Regions from separate parts of the Mus musculus genome. Here region 2 is linked to region 1. The links are chromatin contacts, found by POLR2A ChIA-PET in ENCODE. All regions are on one chromosome and are shown on one strand. The core of a region is the stretch at or near the end of the contact, and the rest is flanking DNA. Distances in the headings are between cores, read along the strand shown. Region 1 holds the start of Pigg (phosphatidylinositol glycan anchor biosynthesis, class G). Region 2 holds the start of Gak (cyclin G associated kinase).

Evidence for each region. ChIA-PET counts read pairs that join two places held with the same protein, here RNA polymerase II (POLR2A).
Region 2: POLR2A ChIA-PET joins it to region 1 with 15 read pairs in Patski. The contact joins the promoter of Gak here to the promoter of Pigg in region 1. POLR2A ChIA-PET finds 5 or more read pairs at or near these places in 2 of 5 experiments (Patski and embryonic stem cell).

Annotation. Positions count from the first base shown.
Region 1 is chr5:108,311,541-108,314,240 of GRCm38, forward strand. Pigg (phosphatidylinositol glycan anchor biosynthesis, class G) reads left to right here and starts at 1,273. Exons shown (of 13, transcript NM_001310689.2): 1 at 1,273-1,538; 2 at 2,419-2,624. The coding sequence starts at 1,385.
Region 2 is chr5:108,628,459-108,631,158 of GRCm38, forward strand. Gak (cyclin G associated kinase) reads right to left here and starts at 1,319. Exons shown (of 28, transcript NM_153569.2): 1 at 1,043-1,319. The coding sequence starts at 1,187. Tmem175 (transmembrane protein 175) reads left to right here and starts at 1,352. Exons shown (of 11, transcript NM_001163532.1): 1 at 1,352-1,442.

The sequences.
Region 1 (2,700 bases), core at 23-2,522:
TGATTTAATAAGACAGTGTGGTATTGTCATAAAAACACCTAATTAATAAACTATGTCATTAACTAATCACTGATAAATTCAAAGGCTACACACACACACACACAATTTATTTGTTTGTTTATTTTTATTCCCTTCCCCCCTCCCCCAGACAGGGTTTCTCTATGTAGCTGCTGTCCTGGAACTTGCCTGGAAGTCACAGAGATCCATGACATAATATTTTTAACACCACTCATGTTGGGTAAACATGCAGAAGAATGGAACTGGACCCTTCCTTTATACATACAGAAATATCAAGTAAAAATGGGTTAACCACTAAAATTTAATATCTGAAGCTATAAAACTCCTATAAGAAAAAGGTGAGAAGAAACTTCACCAAAACTGATGCTTTTTTTCCCCCTTAAACATATAACACCAAATTCACAGAGAATTACCACCAAAAAAAAAAAAAAGTACGTGTGATTATGGTAAACTGAAAAAAAAAAAACATGAACTAGATGAAAATTTAGCTTACAAATCAAATATAAAGGTTGCTATCCAAGATATTAAGGAATTCATACAACTTAACAGCAGCAAAACCTCTATCTTGTTCTTGGCTTCCTAGAAAAACAGAGTTCGTGAGAAGGGGTTTGGGTCTTTTGACTTACAGAAGCAAGGTCCGCAAGGAGAATGAGTGTGCACAAAGGAAGACAAGGCTGGGGTGGACTCTGTTCAAAGACCGGCTTCTGTCTCATTGCATGAGCCCGGGAAAATTCCCGCATCTAGAGCGGAAAGACCTTGCCTACCAAACACGTGGCCCCCTACGGTTTAGAGGTTCCTTCCAGAGGACAGCTTTCCAAAGAAGGGGAGCACACTCACTGATTGCCAATCGCATCAGGATCGCTTAATCTGCAGGCTTGCCCCAGACCCGAGTCTGTCAGAGTCGTCCTGTCAGAAAACTGGGGCCATAACACCAGGAGGAAGTGAGTAGGACTAATAATACACCAGAAACACCAGCAGCTAAATACTGCACCGACACTGGGCAGCGCTAGATGCGCCTGGCTCAAGGCGCACAAACTTGGAATCCTGAGATGGCGGGGCAGGTGCGGGGACTCTCGGTGGCACCGGAAGCGAGGCTCCCGAATGGATCAGCCGGGGATTCCGTGGACCTTTGGGTTCGGGAGGAGGCAGGGACTCCCGGGAGAATCACCCCGGGGCCGGTCCGCGGGGAACGTCGTCAGGGAGCGACCGCGGGCACTCGCCACTCTGACGTACTTCCTGTGCGCTGGGGCTGGCGAGGCAGGCTGGGAGGGAGCTCTTGACAGTCCGGGTGTGGGCTCTGGGTGCGGGTTTGCAACGCCCGCTGTTACACTAAGTTTCGGGCCGACCGGCCCAGCGGCAGGGCAGAATGCGGCTGGGCTCCGGGGCCTTCGCTGCCAGCTGCGTAGCGATTGAGGTGATCGGGGTCGCGATATTTATTCGGGGATTCTTCCCAGCTCCTGTTCGTTCCTCTGCTAGACCAGAGCACGATGCAGAGACCCCAGCGCCCGAACCCGTAGCAGGTATAGCCCCCCGCCCCCATCTCGGTGGTTCCCGCTTTCATTCTGCCCCACCACGGAAACAATTTGTATTGTTTTAGTGTTGTTTGTGTATCATACACCTTCGAGGCATTCGCAGCCTCCCGCCCCATGTCGACCTATGTGATAATCAGAGGATTCCCAGAGTAACTCCGACTTTGCGTCTTGTTTGCCGCTGTTCAGTGATTCGTACCCCTTTTCCTAATAATCCTTTCAATCACTACCAATTTAGGTTTCCAGTTTTGGACCCATAGGGCATAACAGGTGATGTTTCTTCAGATCTCCTCCAGTTTTCTACAACTCTCCCCCAGAAGACCTCCCGGCCCTCAGTGCTTAGGGCCTCTCTGCATTAGCACCCTAGTAGCCTCACCAACACAGAAATAAACACCTGATACCCACTCCGCTGCAGTGAAACAGGTCCATATAATCACAGCCACTGGACATGTAAACCCATAGGTTCACTGCCTGCAAGACTAGGCTTTAGGGCAAGCTCAGGGAGGCACAGTTTCCAACTGTATGTCTCTTAGGTAGAAGTGGCCCTGTCCTGGACTCTTCACCTTGCTAAGAGTAGTGCACTACACATTCCTGGGATACCTACTCATTGTTAACATACTGTCCAGCCTAGCCAGGAGATGCCCTTCTTGGTAGTCACCTGCAGGCTGGTTACAACCCTTGAAGGAACCTTCACAGTTGTCTTGTTTGGTTTCTTAGAAAATTAACACAACACTGGCTACCCAAAATGGGCCTTCTTTCAGGTTGAAATAGATTTGATGTGTGCTAGAAGAACAAAGGAAAAAGACATTGAAGGCAATGGAGTGCTGAATGGAGTTTAAAATTTAATTTCCCCTTTTCTAAATACTTTTAGGAGTCCGTTCGAACTGGACCAAGCTGCCACCACCTCTCTTCAGTAAAGTGGTTATTGTGTTGATAGATGCATTAAGAGATGATTTTGTGTTTGGGTCGAAAGGTGTGAAGTATATGCCCTACACAACGTATCTGGTAGAAAAAGGAGCATCTCATAGCTTTGTGGCTGAGGCAAAGCCACCCACAGTTACTATGCCTCGAATCAAGGTAAATTTAACTTGGTTAAATTTTATGAATCATGACTTGGCTCTTTTGAAGGTTTAGAGCGATTATTTAACCGACT
Region 2 (2,700 bases), core at 69-2,568, 320 kb after region 1:
CAAACTCAGACTGACCTCAAGACACAGAACTATGGAACTGTCTATCAAACAAGGTTCTTTTTGTTTGTTTGTTTTTCGAGACAGGGTTTCTCTGTATTGCCCTGGCTGTCCTGGAACTCTCTCTGTAGACCAGGCTGGACTTGAACTCAGAAATCCGCCTGCCTCTGCCTCCCCAGTGCTGGGATTAAAGGCGGGTGCCACCACGCCCGGCTCAAGCAAGGTTCTTAAAGGTTACAGCTACGGGCTCTGTTTCCTGTACCTTATACGAGGTCACTACAGAAAAAACTCAATAGGTGAGGCACTTAGGCTATAAAAGAAAACAAGACTGTAGGGCCCCAGTCTATCCTCTACCTCATCAAGCAAGGGAAGACTCTACAGGCCCCAGAACTCAGCAGCACAAACACTGCCATCTCAAGACAGTCCTCGGGATGCAACAACAACGCTGGATATGATACAATGAATAACAGCTTATGACCCCAGAGTGACTGTGCTCACCTTCTGACCTGACTCCACCTTTGAATCTTTCTGTATATGCCCCAGATACAGCTTTGACCCTAAGCAGAGGTGGTCCTTCCAGACCCAAGCCTCCTTTACTGGATAACCACCTGCTAGCATGACCCTTGTACTACTAACTCTACCCACCAGGAAGTAAGTGTGCAACCCGAAGCAGTCTATCCTCTGCAATCACCACCAAAGGCCTTAACCCACAAGCCCCTGTGGTCTCTCTTCCTGGCAAGACCCTTCTCCGACCTGATTCACACCCCAGCAGTGGCCCTTCATAGCGATGGCCTGATTTACATCCCAGCAGTGTCTTTTCCCGCAGACCCTGCCCGGAGAGATGACTCCCTGCGGCCCTGATCTGACCCACACCTCAGTCGTGACTCTCTAGGTCTCAGACTTGATTCACACCCTGGACACGATCCTCCTTGCTGCCCCTGCTTAAAGCGGTGACCGTCACGCGCCCTGACTCGAACCACACCCCAGCAGCGACCCTCCTGGGCTGCTCCTGCCTCCCGCGGCCTGGCGACGCCTTACGCCTCACCCTCGGCCAGGACCCGCCGCACCCGCAGACGCAGCTCGCCCAGCTCCACTGTCTGCCCCACGAAGTCACTCTGATCACGGCCCGCAGCTCCGCCAAGAGAACCAGGGCCCGCCAGGAAGTCCAGCGCAGACTGCAGCAGCGACATGGCGTCGGCCGCTCCGCGGCAGCGGGAGCCAGGCTCCAGCTCCGCACTGCCGGGTTAGCAGCTGCGGGCGAACAACCCGGCCATCTTCCGCCCGCGCCGTGACGTAAATCAGAGAGCGAGTTGCGTCCCGACGCTGCGGCCCCGCCCTGACGCAGCAGGCGGAAGGGCGCGTGTTTCTGCAGAGCCAGCAGCAGCAGCAGGCGCAGGCGCAGAGGGTGCGATCCTACGGACCTCAAGCTCCTAGGAGGCACGGAGGTAGGGCTGTCGCCATCTGACCCTAACCTCATCTGGTTGCTTCCGCTGGCCCAGGTCCAGCCTAGGTGGCTAGAGCGTCGCGGGACGTTGGGCGCGCGCTGCGGACCGCCCCAGAGCCCGCCGCTCGCGCCTGACGCCTCAAGGTAAAGCGAGGCCTGGAGCCCACCCTAAGTGTCCCTAATGCCCGGTTTAGGAGAGGAGGGTATCTTGCAGACAAGCAGCCAGCCTATGAGCCACAGACACTTATGTTTTGGTCCACACAGGTTTGGGGGAGGATGAACTAGTTGCTAGAATTAAGACCGAAAAACGTAGTTTTAAAAGGGGGCGGGAGAAAGCTTCACAACGTGTATACAAAAGTCACCTGGCAGCACTGGACGCAGAATCCCGTGTGATGTCAAACACTTAGAGCTGTCCATCTCAGGTGAGGCAAAGTCATGGGATTCCCCACTCGTCTCTGTACCTCCGAGGTTTCTGAAGCCATATGAAGTTGCAGAGCCTTGGGTAGAGTTTGTGCTTTTGGACTGAAAAATGGATCCTTAAGCCCAAATCAACATCTTAACTGTCCCAGGATTGTATGCTATTAAATACGCCTTGGGGGGGGGGGGGGCGCTACCTGCTCTTTAAAAAGTCAAGTAGAAAAGAAATGAAAGATTATCATTAGTATACAGTGAGGTACGTGGTAGGTGAGACAGTAGTTTCCTAGAAATGGTGAAGTGGAAGCTTTGGATAACACCTGGAGGAATAAAGAACTGATGAAGTAGAGATGGTACCTGTAGGTAACTGAGGAGATTTGTGAAGAAGAGTGTGGGAGCTGAAAGGGCAGTGTGGTGTTAACATGATCTTAGATGGGAGACTTGAGCAGCCTAAAGCCAATGGGAAAGAGTGAAGTCTTTCCAGTATAGTGGAGAGGAGTACTGTCTCAGAATAGTAGGACAGTCAAGTCACATCCAGATAGAGGATATGTAGTGTTGGTATAGAAATGGCACCTTTCTATAAGAGAATCACTTATAAGATGCAGGGAGGAGGAAGTAGCTACGGCTTGCAGTTGCAGGTAACTTTATGTTATTACTGGAATGAAGTTGAAGGGATTTTTTATTTTTTGGTGGCTTCAGATCTCATTATTTAGAAGGAAAATAAATCTGAAAGCAAAAGGAAAAAGTAGGGAATTGGAGGCTTGGTAGCCTTCAAGAGACCTAAAACATCATGAGAAACATCATGAACAATTCACTACAGCGTATAGTGAAACTTGACACCATAA